Regions from separate parts of the Homo sapiens genome. Here region 1 is linked to region 2. A link is a loop called in an ENCODE intact Hi-C map of the cell type or tissue named here. Cell type or tissue: ovary. All regions are shown on one strand. Each heading gives the region's core, and the rest is flanking DNA. Links, peaks and the distances in the headings are about the cores only.

Region 1 (8,321 bases), core at 298-8,297, 83 kb after region 2:
TCACGAGGGTTCACGAGGCCGTTCACGAGGGAGGCCCCCATGACACAGATGCCTCCCACCAGGCCCCACCTCCAACATTGGAAATCAGACTTCAGCATGAGGTTTGGAGGTGCCAGATACCCAAACTATAGCAGCAAACGTCAGATAAGTCTTGCCTGAAAAAATAATTACATGAGAGTTGCCAAATACATGGTTACCTGTTTCTGTCCGCTCTTCTCTACAAATTAATTGGAATTCCACCGTTAGGAAGAGCTTTCCCGTCTCCCCCATGTGCTTGTTTGGGTAATTATTATATCAGTGTGGGCGTGAACAAATATTATTTATTTTGTTGCTTCAGTTTTTTTCAGATTTGGCCTGGGAGAATTCTCCCTGGAAGAATTGTGTCTTCTCTATGTATTCAGTCATTTGTTAATATGAGTATGGACCCACGGATATTTATTTAGTACTCCAGGCTACGCACCAGTGGCTGGGTTTTTTTTGTTTTGTGGCTCAAATCCATCCAGCTTTGGCCACTGGGAGTGCTTTCAGTTGGCTCTTCTGTCCTTTGACACGCCCCCAGCATCGGGTGAATTTTGAGGACTTTCTTGCTTTTTGGCACCAAGAGATGCTGCAGGCTCATGTAGTCTATTTCCCGCCCACTCCCTCAAATCAGCCATTTCTCCAAGGAGCCCTGGTTTCCCTTCTTACAGAATGGTTTTGGGAACCAAGACCTGGGTCCTGGATGGGCCTGTTGCTTCTGGGGTGTCATTGCTCCTGGGGCCCTCTCAGTGGTCAGTGCTAGGAGATTCATGTGCGCGTGCTGATGCTTTGTGCACGTATCGTCTAAAAGGCCTTCTCTGCCTCGGCATCTGTTTCTGTGTTAAGCTGAACGTGAGTTCATACCACTGTCTGCGGCTCTGAGTGAGGACCACAGGTTCCTTCTCACACTTCCACCCTGTGTGTGCGCCCATTCTCAGCTTCCGTGGACAACAGTTTCAGAGTAGTGAGCCGGTACCTCCGGGAAGCATCTTGAGCCACTAGAGCGCAGGCCTTGGGGCCAGTTCCTTGTGTGTTCAGACCTCCAGATTGCAGTCAGATTCCATTTCCAGGGTGATAGAGGTCACCTTCTTCCCCTACTTCAGTGAGGTTGTGAGGTGGGTGCTCCTGCAGTCTTTCCCACTGCGCCCCACCTGGGCAAGCGTCCATGCTGTGGAACGCCAGCTCCTGCAGGCCAGAAGAGGGCCCGCGCGCTAGGAAATGTTTACGGCGTATGGGCATCCGGCTGTGCCGGCCCTCTCACTGGGAATTGCTGCCTCCTGCCATGAGCTGCTTGTCCTGCCTCCGTTTGGACCTCTGTCTCTGGGACCTGTCCCCTCAGTCCCCTCCTGACCCTTGCTCCTGGCTCTTCTCCCTCCCAGTGCAGATGCTCCGCACACCTCCGGCTTCTCCCTTGGTGCGCTGACTGTCCCCATCACTCCAGGGAGGTTTCACTGTTCCTGAGTCAGCGGAAGCACAGGGTCAGGCCCTACGGGCCAGGTCCGGTGGCTCCAAGATGCCATCAGGGACCCAGCCTCCCCCAGGTTTCTGCCCAGTCATTCTTGGGTGACTCCAACCCTCAGGCTCCTTACCTCATGGTTGCAGGACGGCTGCACTGCCTCCCTCGCCTCATGCAGGAGAGTGGGCAGGAAAGAGTTCTAGGAGAGTGGGCAGGGCAAAAGGCAGCAGAAGCGCAAGGCTGCTGAGCCTCTGCTCCCCACGCTTCTTCAGGAACTCTCCCCAGCCTTCACCACAGCCATGCGTCCTTCTGTCTATTGGCTGTGCCGCCTGGTTGGCTGTGGCTTCCAGCGGGGCTGGAGATGGGTTCATGGTGGACACAGCACCTCCCTCGTGGAGCTGCTTGGGGGCAAACCACGAGTAGTCCCTGGGACTCCAGCTTCGAGCCCTGTCTTTACGGACCACCCCGTCTAGACTTTCTGAGTGGCTTCCCTCCCCCACTGAAAACTCCCTGCCCCAGAGTTCCTCCCAGAGCCCGTCCCCTTTGGGACTCAGCTTTATTACCGCCTCCACCCTCTCCTCAGTCTCTAGGCTGTCGGTCTCAGGTGACTCACCCCTCCCCACTGCATTCTGCCTGCCCCCATGTCCTCCCTCATTCCAGCCCTGGTCATCCCACAGGGGAACAGCCACGAGTTGCCGCTCCCTCCCATCCCTGTCCTCCCGCCTGCCACCTGAGCCAGGCCCCGCCTCGCCCCTCACTGTCCTCGTTCTCTCTCACAGTCAGGAACCTTCCGTGGCTGGAGGGTGGCAGAAAGACTGTTTGGTGTCTCCTATATCCTCAGGTCTCCACAGCACTGTTGCTAGCCTGGCTCTGGGCGTGAAGCCTGTGCTCTGAAGCTGCATTTTCCCGGCAGCAGGTCCAGGCTTCCCCAGCCCTGGCAGCATTGTTTCTGTCCCCCATCACATCTCTGTGTCCCTACTTCTCACTCTAAAGGGCCTTGCCCTCTTTTCCCAGTGGCCTCCCTTCTGTCCTCTGAGGCAGAGCCCTTCACGTCCTCGCCAGTCTCTCTTCCTCCCTCCCTCCCTCAGCTGCCCTAAACACAGTTTCTCTGCCCACTCGGAGGGCTGTGGCCATGTTGGCCTCGCCCCTGACAGCCAGTGGCTATGGGTTTGCACAGTGAGCCATTGATGAGAGACCGGCACTTGACTCTCATTTCCTTGTTCCATCAGAACGCTGTCCAACTGGGCGTACGAGTTTGACAAGTGGGCCCCCTCCGTGGTGAAGGTGTCTTACAAGGTAGGTCACAGCCACTGAGGTTTCCTCTCTTGCTACGGAGGTGCAGGCGGTGGTGGGCAGGACGTCCACACATACCTCTGGACAGTGAACCTGAGAATGCTGGGTCTCCAGTCGCATGGAGTCTCCAGGACAGCCTGGAACTCCAGTCACATGGATCCGGGAGTTTGGACTGGGCAGGGACAGGGCAGATTAGCTCACTGGGGAGGAGACAGGAGTGAGCATGGTGGCCAGCACTCAGAGGCCAGCTCAGGCGCCTGAGATGGGGACCCAGGAAGAGGGGAGCCTGTCAGCCACCAGGAATGTGCAGATGGCGGTGCAGGCTGCGTGGTTCCCTCAGGCCCCGGCCGCCGCTGGCCTGCACTGCTTCCTCTTCCCCCTGCAGCGCGTGTTCTGCGTGGTGAGGTCTGGGGACGCGCCAGCGGCCCTGCCAGCCCCTTTCCCCACTACCCCTGTGAGGACGAGCCCTCCCGCCGTGTCACTGGGCAGTTGCAGGGGGTGCCTGTGCCCCTCTTGCCACCTGGCCACCCGGCTCCAAAAGCCGAGCTGTGCATCCTGCTTCCCTTGCAGGGATCCCCAGCAGCAAGACGGGCCTTTGTCCCCCAGCTCCGGAGTGGGAAGTTCAACGTCTTGCTGACGACGTACGAGTACATCATCAAAGACAAGCACATCCTCGCCAAGGTAACGTGTCCCTGTGGGAAATGCCAGGCCATGGGCCGAGTGCTCACACGTGGGTCACGCTGCCCGTCTCCTCCAAAGCCCCTACAAGTTTCTTCCCGGAGTCCCACCTGCATGTGCGTGAAGACAGCTGCCCTGTGTAGGGGAAAGGCCTAGGTGGGGGCGACCTCAGGTTTACCTCCCTAACTGTCTCCAGGCAGGCCCTGAGTCAGGCCCAGAAGCTGGGGCCATCTACACAGCATGCGCTCTGCCTCCTCTCGGGCCTTCTGCCCAGAGAGCCTCAGCACCAAGGCGTCTCCTGACCCGCCTACAGAGTCCCCATGGGGCCTTGGCCAGACCAGTCTTGTCCTCCTGTCTCATTGCCTTGGCCGTCCCTCCCTGGGGCCCTGGCTTCTCACCACAGGCCATGGGCTGAGATTCAGCATGTGGGGGAGAGCTCGAGGGCCAAATACCATGACTGCCTGCTGGCCTTGGGCAGCTGGTTCGGGCTGTTCTGTGAGGGTCCTACTGTCCTGGAAGCCTCTTCTGGGACGAAACTGTGAAGGGAGTCCCAGCGTGGCCATGACTGAGAATACGGCCCAGATAGAAAACAGACATAGCCCTCTGCCTCCAAAAACTCATGTTCCTCATTTGAGGAGGGGTAAAGATGTACCTGGTCTCACCCCTAAACATCCAGCTGAGTGAGTGTTGAACAGTAGAGAGTTTTTTGCGTTTTGGTTTTTTTTTTTTTGAGACCGAGTCTCGCTCTGTTGCCCATGCTGGAGTGCAGTGATGTGATCACAGCTCACTGCAGGCCTGACCTCCTGGCCTCAAGCGATCCTCCCACCTCACCCTCCTGAGTAGCTGGGACTACAGGTGTGCGCCACCACTCCCAGCTAACTTTTTTAAATTTATTTTTTATGGAGATGGGGTCTTGCTGTACTGCCCAGGCTGGTCTCAAACTCCTGGCCTCAAGGAATCCTCTCGCCTTGGCCTCACAAAGCACTGGGCAACTGTGTCTGGCCTAACAGTAGAGTTCTTGACCCAGGTATGGGGGGATGGAGGAGCTGTTTATGGGTGGCTCCGCCTCTCAGTGCATGGCTGGAGTGACAGTACTGGAATACTGGGGCTGTGAACTGGGTGTTTTCTTTTCTTTTTCTCTTCTTTTTTTTTTTTATTGAGACAGAGTCTCACAGCTGTCACCCAGGCTGGAGTGCAGTGGAGCGATCTCAGCTCACTGCAACAACCTCTGCCTCCTGGGTTCAAGTGATTCTCCTGCCTCAGCCTTCCGAGGACTGGGTGCTTTATCCCGGAGCCAACAAGGGAGGAAACTGAGGCCCAGGGAGCTGGGTATCCCACGTGCAGGCTCTTACCTCAGGTCCATGCTTCAGGTGCCTCCTTTGTGGCTCACCCCTGCTGACTCCTTACAAAGCCAGGCCGTTGGCAGGCACAGGAACCAGGCTCTGAAACCCCGTGCTCCCCTGCCAGTGGCTCAGTTGATGTAATCACCCTGCAGTGGGAGTGCTCTTTGAGTGCGGCCACTGCGCCCCCTCCCGACCCGCATGGCCCTGTATGTAGTGGCGCTGGCCCCTACCCCATGGGGCCCACATTCTGAACCACAGGCTGCTCATTAGAAATGTACCGTCACCAACCCAGTTCCCCTGAGACCCTCCACACCAGCAGGACAAGTCCCCCAGTCAGCAAGATGTGTCTTCTGCCAGAACGTGCTCGGCATTTTTCTGTGCTGTAGATTCATATGTGTGATTTTGCAGGGAAGCCAGATTGCTTTTTTGCAATTTGCATTGTTCACCTGCCAATAGTCATGGGGTCACGGGCCTGTCTCTGCCCAAGGCTTGCAAGAGGCTACGTTGTGTGGCTCCAACTCGGTGAGTCAGCCCCGGGGCAGGACGTCAGGCCTGTGCTCTCCACCCAGCTGCGCTCTTCCACCTGGAGCCTTCCTGGCTGCTGGGCGCAGAGTGGGAGATTCTCCCCATGTGCCGGGCCACCTGCTGCCCCCTGCCCTGATTGCCCACTCTGGGGCCCGCAGATCCGTTGGAAGTACATGATTGTGGACGAAGGTCACCGCATGAAGAACCACCACTGCAAGCTGACGCAGGTGCTCAACACGCACTATGTGGCACCCCGCCGCCTGCTGCTGACGGGCACACCGCTGCAGAACAAGCTTCCCGAGCTCTGGGCGCTGCTCAACTTCCTGCTGCCCACCATCTTCAAGAGCTGCAGCACCTTCGAGCAGTGGTTTAACGCACCCTTTGCCATGACCGGGGAAAAGGTGGGTTTGCCCAGCTGTGCCCATGCTGACGGTTCCAGGTGCGGCTGGCTTTGCTGGTTGGAACGTGTTGAGCACCAGCTACAGCTGGCTGGGCCTGTGCTGGGTGCCTGGTGAGAGTCTGCATCTGCATGGAGCAGGGGAGCCCTGGAACCCAAGGCTGGGGCAGCCACAAGGGCCCCAGGGGAGCAGGGCAGAGGTCATGGTGGTGAATCTCGGAATGCTCGGGGCGTCTCTGACCCTATGCTCCAGGTGCAGAGTGGATGGTGAGGAAGATGGCCCTGAGGCAGCTGTGGGACCGCAAGCGTGTGGAGAGCACAGCTAGAGGCTGTAGCGTGCTGTAGGCCCCTTTAGGTGCCCTCAGAACTCACCCTCAGGGCAGTGGGAAGGAAACTTGGAAGATTCCAGTTAGCGGGGCCACATGGTCAGGTTCTGTCTTACGTTGTTTTCAAAAAGCTCAGTGGCCAGTGTGTCTCAATGTCTGGGTGGCACCATCAGCCAGACTGTGGCATGGCAGCATCATCATTGATGAGTGGTCCCACACCAGCACTGATCCCTGAGCCTAGAGCTCCTTGCTGTTGGAGGTTGAAACTGTGGGACAGACTGTGTTTCCTGCTGAGGGGTTTAAGTAACCAGATGCTGAAGTGTGGGCAGAACTACAGAGGTTACCTCGAAGTGCCCTGCCCAGCACGGCTGGGCCCACCCCCTTCTTCCCACCTTAGACAGGTCCAGGGCAGCTGGGGCCTTCCTGGCCTCATGCGTGAGTTCCCTGCCCTCTCGGCTGCTGGTCAAGGCAGAGACTCTTCTGATGGCGAAACCGAGGCATTCCCCAAAGCCTCGTGATAAAGGAGTCCCCAATTTTTAGACTCCCGGGACCCCCACACTAAGGGCCAGGATCTGATGCTATAGTTTTGTCACTTTCTGAGCCGAGCAAAAGCTCTGCCAAAGGATTGCCAGGGAAGCAATAGAAGAAAAGTTTTGGCGTCGTCTCATTTTCCTTTAACTTTTTTAATTAAAACATTTTAAAAGTTAATTATTAGTAGAGGAGTAGGCGCCGTGGGAGGTCAGGGTTTCTTTCACCTGGTTCCACCCAGGCTGAATGAGAGTCCCTTGGGGCTCCCGGTGGCAGAGCCCTCCCTGAGAATCACCCGCTATAAGCCCCATGTGGTCAGCCTGGCCCCTGCAGCGCTCCTGGCATGAGCTTGGCGTGGGGTGGGTCTGTGGACACTCCAGTTTGTGTTACTCGTGGAGAAGCAGCATGCCCGCTGCCGGGGGTCTTTCTGGTGAGGCACAGGGAGCAGAGTGCTCTGGGTACTGCGGTTCCATGTCCCAGGAATTACATGGAGGGAACCAGATCCTCACAGTTTCCTAAGGAAGAGGGTGCCCTGCCTGGCTCCCAGAAAGCATAAAGCAGGCTGAAAAGCCACGTGCCAAGGGCAAGATCACCCCAGGGGACCCCGTCCACCCTGTCCCCACATCCGCACCTTCTAGTGAGACCTCTGTCGCCCTCCTTTGGAGGTAACGCTTGCTTCTCCTGTCTTGGGGGCTTCCAGGTGGACCTGAATGAGGAGGAAACCATTCTCATCATCCGGCGTCTCCACAAAGTGCTGCGGCCCTTCTTGCTCCGACGACTCAAGAAGGAAGTCGAGGCCCAGTTGCCCGAAAAGGTGATGGAGTTTTGAGGGGAGCCACCAGTGAAGCAGCCTCACGTGGGGGCTTTCTCCAGGGCTGGGCGTGCTCAGGGCCTCTCCCCACAGTCCCAGGCCTGCCCTGGTCAATCCAGCTTGGGGGTGGCGATGACGCCACTGGGTCTGTAAAGCCCTGTGCTGCTGTTGTAGGGATTGAAAAGCACTCATAGGCTCACATAGCTCACAATAGGTTAGAGCACAAAATCCCACTTCCTGTCAGGGGGCCAGGTGCCTGTGCGGGCTCTCCTGGCCACATCAGGAGGGGCCGTGGGCTTGGGGTTGCCCCCCGGCCCCCCATCATGGCTCTGGGTTTTCAAGGCCTGCTGCAGCCACACCCCTGGGCCCAGTTCCCACAGCAAGACCCATGGACTCGGGGTCCCCGGCTGCAGTTGTCCCTCTTGGCTCTTTGTTTCCTGGCTGGCTGTAGAGAGGCCCCCAGAAGATGGCTGGGGGGCCCTTTCTGGCCCAGTAACCCTCTGGTATCTCTGCCTGGTGCTTCCTCTCATTGCCCAGGTCTCCCCTCTTCTCCCCAGCTGTGAGGGTCTCCTCACCCACACCCCAGTGTGCTCTGGTCAGAGCTCATATGACAGGGCCGAGGGGGTCAGAGCTGGGTTCGGATGGGGGGAGTCAGGCCTCAAGCCACCTTGGGCCCTCGTGAGCATTATGTGTCCCCTGCAGGTGGAGTACGTCATCAAGTGCGACATGTCTGCGCTGCAGCGAGTGCTCTACCGCCACATGCAGGCCAAGGGCGTGCTGCTGACTGATGGCTCCGAGAAGGACAAGAAGGTGGGCCCCAGAGTCCCCCAACTGCATTCCCCACTGGGTGTCCAAGGCCGGCAGCGTGGCAGGCAGAGCAGAGCGTGCTCTGACCATCGGGTCATGATCTGGTCATGATCCCCAGGGCATCTGGCCAGCCCTGGTT
Region 2 (8,321 bases), core at 122-8,121:
ATGGTGAAACCCCGTCTAACAAAAATTAGCTGGGCGTGGTGGCGCACGCCTGTAATCCCAGCTACTTGGGAGACTGAGGCAGGAGAATCACTTGAACCCGGGAGGTGGAGGTTGCAGTGAGCCGAGATCACGCCACTGCGTTCCAGTCTGGGCAACAGAGTGAGACTCCGTCACACAAAAAAAAAAAAAGAGAAAAAATAAATAACATAAAACTGAAGTATTAAGGGAGTGATGCTACCTCAGGGGCCTGTGGCAAGTTAATAAAACCAGGTGGTAAAACAACTATCTTTGTTTGTGATACTTGTTTTTGTGTGTTTGCTACTTTCAAATTTTGGCATTTGACCCTTGCATTCATAATCAGTGGGTTGAACAGGTGTTGGTTTAAGTCAGCATCTCACTTTTACAGAGGAAAAGCTGAGGTTCAGAAAATTTATTTTTCCAAGGCTGTGGCAGGACCAAGATTCGAACTGTAACTCCCAGCTCTGTGACTTAATCCTCAAACTTGTGGACTTTGATCCTAATAATTCTTGTCAGAAATAGTTAAATACTGCTATCAGTTGCCATAAATAAAAATTGGATATAGAAATACATATATAAAGCCGGGCGTGGTGGCTCACGCCTGTAATCCCAGCACTTTGGGAGGCCGAGGCGGGCAGATCACAAGGTCAGAAGATCGAGACCATCCTGGCTAACACAGTGAAACCCCGTCTCTACTAAAAATATTTAAAAAATTAGCCGGGCGTGGTGGCAGGTGCCTGTAGTCCCAGCTACTCGGGAGGCTGAGGCAGGAGAATGGCGTGAACCCGGGAGGCGGAGCTTGCAGTGAGCGGAGATCGAGCCACTGCACTCCAGCTTGGGCGACAGAGTGAGACTTGTCTCAGAAAAAAAAAAAACAAAAAAAAAAACCAGACATATATAGGCTGGGTGCAGTGGCTCACGCCTATAATCCCAACACTTTGGGAGGCCGAGGTGGGCAGATCATCTGAGGTTGGGAGTTCGAGACCAGCCTGACCAACATGGAGAAACCCCATCTCTACTAAAAGTACGAAATTAGCCAGGCGTGGTGGCACATGCCTGTAATTCCAGCCACTGAGGAGGCTGAGGCAGGAGAATCGCTTGAACCCGGGAGGTTGTGATGAGCTGAGATCGTGCCATTGCACTCCAGCCTGGGCAACAACAGCAAAACTCCCTCTCAAAAAAAAAAAAAAAGAAAAAAGAAAAAAAGAAATACATATATAAAAAAGAAATGCAATAAAACCAAAAGACACAGCCTGGATAACATAGCAACACCTCGTCTCTACTAAAAATAAAAATAGGCCAGGTGTGGTGGCTCACATCTGTAATCCCAGCACTTTGGGAGGCCAAGACGAGTGGGTCACCTGAAGTTAGGAGTTCAAGACCAGCATGGGCAACATGGTAAAACCCCGTGTCTATTAAAAATACAAAAAATTAACCGGGCATGGTGGCAAGCACCTGTAATCCCAGCTACTCGGGAGTGAGCCGAGATCATGCCATTGCACTCCAGCCTGGGCAACAAGAGCAAAACTCCGTCCCAATAAATAAATAAATAATAATTAAAAAAAAAATAGCCAAGTGAGACGGTGTGTGCCTGTGGTCCCAGCTACTTGTGAGGCTGAGGTGAGAGGATCCCTTGAGCCCAGGAGTTTGAGGCTGCAATGAGCTTGGTCATGCCGCTGCACTCCATCCTGGGCCACAGAGTGAGACACTATCTCCCCTCTAACCCCCAAAAATGAAAGGAAACAAAAGACGTCGAGATGATACTAACTAAATGCTATCTCTACACCATTACCTGCCAAAAATCTCTGTCCCCAAATCTGCCCTCTGTTAGACATTAGCCAACTTCAGGGAAGGGTTTTAAGGTGTCATCAAAGACACTTGTTTCTCATTGATCAGAAGTATTGGAAAGGGTCCACACCATCATTGCTTGAGTCAGTTATTAAATGCCACTTTTGACTTCTCGCCAGGGTGTGTTCCAGGAAGATCATCTGAAGCTGCTGGGAGCTTGAAGCTGAGGGCAGTGGTCGGCGCTGTTGGTAGGAATTGTGGAGCTTGGGCAGCCTGAAGGCTTTGTGTCTTGGCTTTGGGCAGAGGGTCAGCTTTTCCCAGAGGTCTCACTGTACTTCAGCCCATGCTCTGGTGTAAGGCAGAGGACAGGAGGCATAAGTGGGCTTTAAAGCCAGGATTTGGAACTCAGCTTTTACACTTCCTTGCTTTGTGAGTGAAGTCACTTCTCCATGCTTTGGGCTCCTTATCTCTAAGTGTGGGCTTGTCAGAAAAATTTAAAAGCCCACTAAAGCACTTGGTACAGAGTAGGCATTCACAGTCTGTGGTGCGGCTGTGCAGGGAAGATTATGGCTCCGAATCCATGCTGTGACCTTCCTAAGTGGTTGTGGAGGGGCTGATGCACCCTGCCTAGTGGTGCAGGGCCACCATGTAGGGAGGGCCCAATGTCTGATAGGATAGAGCCAAGGCACGCTTCTTTCTCAGATCCAAGTGACAGCCGAATCTAATATGAACATTTCTGAGTTCTCCCCCACACCTTGTTTTCAGGGACGGTCTCACTCTCTCTCCCAGGCTGGAGTGCAGTGATGCAATCTCAGCTCACTGCAACCTCGACCTCCCTGGACTCAAGCTGTCCACCCACCTCAGGCTCTCAAGTAGCTGGGACTACAGGTGTGCACCACCATGCCCAGCTAACTTTTGTGTATTTTTTTTGTAGAGACAGGGTTTCGCTATGTCACCCAGGCTGTTCTCGAACTCCTGAATTCAAATGATCTTCCCACCTCGGCCTCCCAAAGTGCTGGATTACAAGTGTGCATCACTGCACCCGGCCTGAGTTCTCCCTTGAAAAAAAAGGCGGGGGCGGGGGGGAGCAGTTTGGAGATAGGGTCTCGCTGTGTCACCCAGGCTGGAGTGCATTAACGACCCATTGCAGCCTCGACCTCTTGGATTCAAGCAATCCTCCCACCTCAGCCTCCCAAGCTGCTGGGACCACAGACACACACCACCACACCGGCTAATTTTTTAAGTTATTTGTAGAGATGAGATCTCACTGTGTTGCCCAGGCTGATCTCAAACTCCTGGGCTCAAGTGATTTTCCTGCCTCAGCCTCCCAAGGAAATAAAATATTCTTGGATTCTTGGTTAGCTTTAATTATTTCCGCTTTCCAGGCTAGCCCAGGAGTTGCCCTCCAGCACGTCCTTTGAAAAGTACTTTTCGGCCGAGCGTGGTGGCTCACGCCTGTAATCCAAGCACTTTGGGAGACCGAGATGGGAGGATCACCTGAAGTCAGGAGTTGGAGACCAGCCTGACCAACATGACGAAACCCTGTCTCTACTAAAAATACAAAAATTAGCCGGGCATGGTGGTGGGCGCCTGTAATCCCAGCTACTCAGGAGGCTGAGGCAGGAGAATCACTTGAACCTGGAAGACGGAGGTTGCCGTGAGCCAAGATGGTGCCATTGCACTCCAGCCTGGGAGACAGAGCAAGACTCCGTCTTAAAAAAAAAAAAAAAAGTATCTTTCCCACTGTTGTGATTAGAAAGACCAGCAGAGGGCATCAGAGACTTAGTTCGGAGACAGAACGTAGCTGATTCCATCCTGCCTTACTTAGCCCCCATGGAATGGCTCAACGCAGGTTCCTTTTGTCCGCGGGCAGCAGCAAGTGGAGGTCGTGCAGCTTCCACTTGCACCAGTTTACTGTGCCTTGGAATTGGATAGATGATGGCAGAAGTCGAGGCCCCACGGAGGGGCCACCTTCATCTCTGGAACCTGCACCTTTACCTACTTATGTCCACAAAAAGAGTCAGACTCTGAATCTTTTTTTGTTTTTTTTTTTGTTTTGTTTTGTTTTGAGACGGAGTTTTGCTCTTGTTGCCCAGGCTGGAGTGCAATGGCACGATCTTGGCTCACCGCAACCTCTGCCTCCCGGGTTCAAGCGATTCTCCTGCCTCAGCCTCCCAAGTAGCTGGGATTACAGGCATGAGCCACCATGCCCGGCTAATTTTTTGTATTTTTAGTAGAGACGGGGTTTCTCCATGTTGGTGAGGCTGCTATCAAACTCCCAACCTCAGCTGATCCACCCACTTCGGCCTCCCAAAGTACTGGGATTACAGGCGTGAGCCACCGCGCCTGGCCCAGACTCCGAAAATATCTGAAGAGATTTATTCTGAGCCAAATATGAGTAACCAATGGCCTGGGACACAGCCCTCAGGAGATCCTGAGAACATGTACCCAAGGTGGTTGGGGCATAGTTTGCTTTTATACATTTTAGTGAGACATGAGACATCGGTCAATATGTGTAAGATGGGCTGGGGGTGCCCTGGCTCACACCTGTAATCTCAGCACTTTGTGAGGCCGAGAGGGGCAGATTGCTTGAGCCTAGAAGTTCAAGACCAGTCTGGGCAACACAGTGAGACTCTGTCTCTACAAAAAAATACAAAAACTAGCCAGATGTGGTGGTGCGTGCCTGTAGTCCCAGCTACTTGGGAGGCTGAGGTGGGAGGATCACCTAAGTTAGAGAAGTTGAGGCTGCAGTTGACCACGCTGATCTCGAACTCCTGGCCTCAAGCAATGATCCTGCCTCAGCTTCTCAAAGTGGTGGGATTATAGACGTGAACCACCACACCCAGCCAACAGAAGTTCTTTGTTTTTTTTTTTTGGTCCCAAACTTTACCGTTGACAACCGAAGTATTTTAAAGCAAATCCCAGATATCCTGTCATATTACCCCTATAATTTCATTTTCTTTCTTCCTTTTTTTTTTTTTTTTTTTGAGACAGATTCTCGCTCTGTTGCCCAGGCTGGAGTGCAGTGGCATGATCTCGACTCACTGCAACCTCCCAGGTTCAAGCAATTCTCCTGTCTCAGTCTCCTGAGTAGCTGGGACTACAGGTGCACGCCACCACGCCCAGCTAGTTTTTGTATTTTTAGTAGAGACAGAGGTTTCACCATATTGGTCAGGCTGGTCTCGAATTCCTGACCTCAGGTTATCTGCCCCCTTTGGCCCCCCAAAGTGTTTGGATTACAGGTGTGAGCCACCACGTCTGGCCTATAATTTCATTTTCTTATATCATGACACTACCATTATCACACCTATCAAAGTCCACAATTATTATTTGGTATCATCTGATATTACATTTCCCTGAGGATCTCAAAAGTGTCCTTTTACACTTGGTTTGTTTGATTCATGATCCAAACAAAGTTCACATACTGTATTTCGTTGTTGTGATTTTTCAGTCTCTCTTTTTTAAGACGGAGTCTCGCTCTGTCGTTCAGACTGGAGTACAGTGGCACAATCTCACCTCATTGCATCCTCCGCCTCCTGGCTTCAAGTGATTCTCCCTGCCTCAGCCTTTTGAGTAGCTGAGATTACAGGCACCCACCACCATACCCGGCTAATTTTTGTATTTTCAGTAGAGATGAGGTTTTGCCACATTGGCCAGGCTGGTCTTGAACTCCTGACCTCAGGTGATCCTCCCTCCTCGGCCTTCCAAAATGCTGGGATTACAGGCATGAGCCACTGCGCCCAACCTTAAGTCCTTTTTTTTTTCTTTTTGAGACAGAGTCTTGCTCTGTAGCCCAGGCTGGAGTGCAGTGGTGCGATCTCGGCTCACTGCAACCTCCACCTCCCAGGTTCACACCATTCTCCTGCCTCAGCCTCCCGAATAGCTGGGACTACAGGCTCCCACCACCACACCCGGCTAATTTTTTTTTTTTTTGTATTTTTAGTAGAGATGGGGTTTCACCATGTTAGGCAGGATGGTCTTGATCTCCTGACCTCGTGATCCACCCGCCTTGGCGTCCCAAAGTGCTGGGATTACAGGCCTGAGACACCATGCCCGGCCTCTTAAGTCTCTTTTAACCTAGAAGAGTGCCCCCTATGCATACACTTTTGATGTGTTGCAGAAAACCACTTTTTTTTTTTTTCTGAGACAGAGTCTCACTCTGTCGCCCAGGCTGGAGTGCAGTGGCGTGATCTCAGCTCAGTATAACCTCCCCATGCCGAGTTCAAGTGATTCTCCTGCCTCAGCCTCCTGAGTAGCTGGGATTACAGGCACCTGCCACCACGCCCGGCTAATTTTTGTATTTTTATTAGAGACAGGGTTTCACCATGTTGGTCAGGCTGGTCTCAAACTCCTGACCTCAAGTGATCCACCCGCCTCACCTTCCCAAAGTGCTGGGATTACAGGCATGAGCCACTGTGCCCGGCCCAATTTTATCACTTCTGATGGGTGCCCAGGTCAATCGTTTCATTAATAGCTGTACAAAGAAGCCAGTTCTTTTGTTCTTGCAATCTTATTTATAGCTGGTGAGCCACAGGCATTTCACATTTCCTGTTACTGATTCACCAGGTGAACAAATAAAAACCTGAAAGAGCCAGTCCTTCAAGATGGATCTGGAGTGGCAGACTGGGCTTCAATTTTAAGTACACCCAAGCAACCATTTGCTGAATAGAGGTCACACATGTATTCTGAGTTGCCCCAAAACTCACGCCTCCGTTTTAACTTTTGGACATTCAGAGGTCTCCTGGACCAATCAGTCAGAACTCAGATGTGTCAACCAGTAAAAACTAGGCAAGTTTGACTCCCTGATTTGCATAAACAGACTTGAGTGGGAACCTGGGCTGGAATTTTTGCTATAATACCTGAACCCTCGGGAGGCTAAGGCAGGAGAATTGCTTCAACCCAGGAGGCAGAGGTTGCAGTGAGCTCAGATTGCGCCACTGCACTCCAGCCAGGGTGACAGAGCCAGACTGTCTCACAAAAAAAAAAAAAAAAAAAAAAAAAAAAAAAAAAAAAAAAAAAAACCTGAACCCTCCCTTTGTTCTCTGGAATGCACCTTCATTTTACACCAAATACTGTGTCTCTTCAGTTTGCAAACTGTTGACTGGAATACAATCTATTCCCTCCAAATTCCTTTTCAGAGAACATTGGTTCACAATCATGTCCTACCAGAAGGAGTTTCTGGGGAATTCACAGCCATCTACAGAAGACATCCTTGACTTGCCTTTTGAGGTTTCCCTCAGGGCAGCCACAAGGATGCTGTGTTCCTTTCCCATGTTGTGGCAGGCCACAGTGACAATTTCTTTTTCTTTTTCTTTTTTTTTTTTTTGAGATGGAGCCTCGCTCTGTTGCCAGGATGGAGTGTAGTGGCGCAGTCTTGGCTTACTGCAAACTCCACCTCCCAAGTTCAAGCGATTCTCCTGCCTCAGCCTCCCAAGTAGCTGGAACTAGAGGTGCATGCCACCATGCCCAGCTAATTTTTGTACTTTTAGTAGAGACGGAGTTTCAGCATGTTGGCCAGGATGGTCTCGATCTCTTGACCTCGTGATCTGCCTGCCTCGGCCTCCCAAAGTGCTGGGATTATAGGTGTGAGCCACCATGCCTGGCCCACAGTGATGATTATGAATAGCTATTCATTATTTGAAAATGAATAGTATCTGAAGTATCTGAGACAGGTCTCCATCAAATTAGAAATTCATTTTGCCAAGGTTTAGGACATGCCTGGAAGAAATAAACACAGGGCCAGGTGCAGTAGTTTACACCTGTAATCCCAGCGTTTTGGGAGGCCAAGGCGAGCAGATAACCCGAGGTCAGGAGTTTGAGACCAGCCTGGCCAACATGGTGAAACCCCATCTCTACTAAAAATACAAAAATTAGCCGGGCGCGGTCGTGGGCACCTGTAATCCCAGCTACTAAGGAGGCTGAGGCAGGAGAATCGCTGTGCACCACTGCACTCCAGCCTGGGCAACAGAGGGACAGAAAGAGACAGAGAGACAGAGAGAGACAGAGGGAGGCAGGGAGGGAGAGAGGGAGGAGTGGGGCAGGGAGGGAGGGAAAGGAAAGGAAAGGAAGGAAAGAAAAGAAAAAGAGAAAAAGAACGAAACATAGAATCACGGACACAGTTCATAATCTGTGTCTTTCTCCAAAAATTATTTTGAGGGCTTCAGTATTTAAAGGGGAAAAGTGGGCTGGAGGGCAAATGGGAGAGTAATGTGTCCATGTGTAATAAAATCCATATATGTAATGTATCCCAAATGTATCCATATGTAATTCACATATTCCTACAGAAAAGGAGCAGGTAGGGGGATAGTCAATTATGTATTCGTCTGGCGCCCAGTAAATGGTCACTTTCCATAAGATAAAGTGAACACAGGGTAGGTACCTATGGAGCTTTTTTTTTTTTTTTTGAGATGGAGTCTCGCTCTGGCGCCCAAGCTGGAGGGCAGTGGCAGGATCTCGGCTCACTGCAAGCTCCGCCTCCCGGGTTCAGGCCATTCTCCTGCTTCAGCCTCCCCAGT

Evidence for each region. Peaks named below come from ENCODE experiments on the same cell type or tissue, not always from the same donor. Only the 100,000 strongest peaks of a DNase experiment are listed, where the experiment ranks them.
Region 1: a loop joins it to region 2, with 2.7 times the contacts of the local background. A loop is called at or near these places in 29 of 110 quality-filtered maps.

Annotation. Positions count from the first base shown.
Region 1 is chr19:11,016,254-11,024,574 of GRCh38, forward strand. SMARCA4 (SWI/SNF related BAF chromatin remodeling complex subunit ATPase 4) reads left to right here. Exons shown (of 35, transcript NM_003072.5): 17 at 2,704-2,770; 18 at 3,338-3,448; 19 at 5,472-5,714; 20 at 7,265-7,378; 21 at 8,078-8,185. Among named protein-coding and RNA genes, the nearest start is that of SMARCA4, 59 kb to the left of the region's middle. In ovary, for the core only: no CTCF peak of the experiment used is centred there; DNase peaks (open chromatin) are centred at 3,744 and 8,128.
Region 2 is chr19:10,933,251-10,941,571 of GRCh38, forward strand. No RefSeq gene overlaps it. Among named protein-coding and RNA genes, the nearest start is that of TIMM29, 8.6 kb to the left of the region's middle. RefSeq lists a silencer at 2,824-3,155 and an enhancer at 4,085-4,584. In ovary, for the core only: a CTCF peak has its summit at 3,576 (motif pointing right); a DNase peak (open chromatin) is centred at 3,662; H3K4me3 peaks cover 254 bases.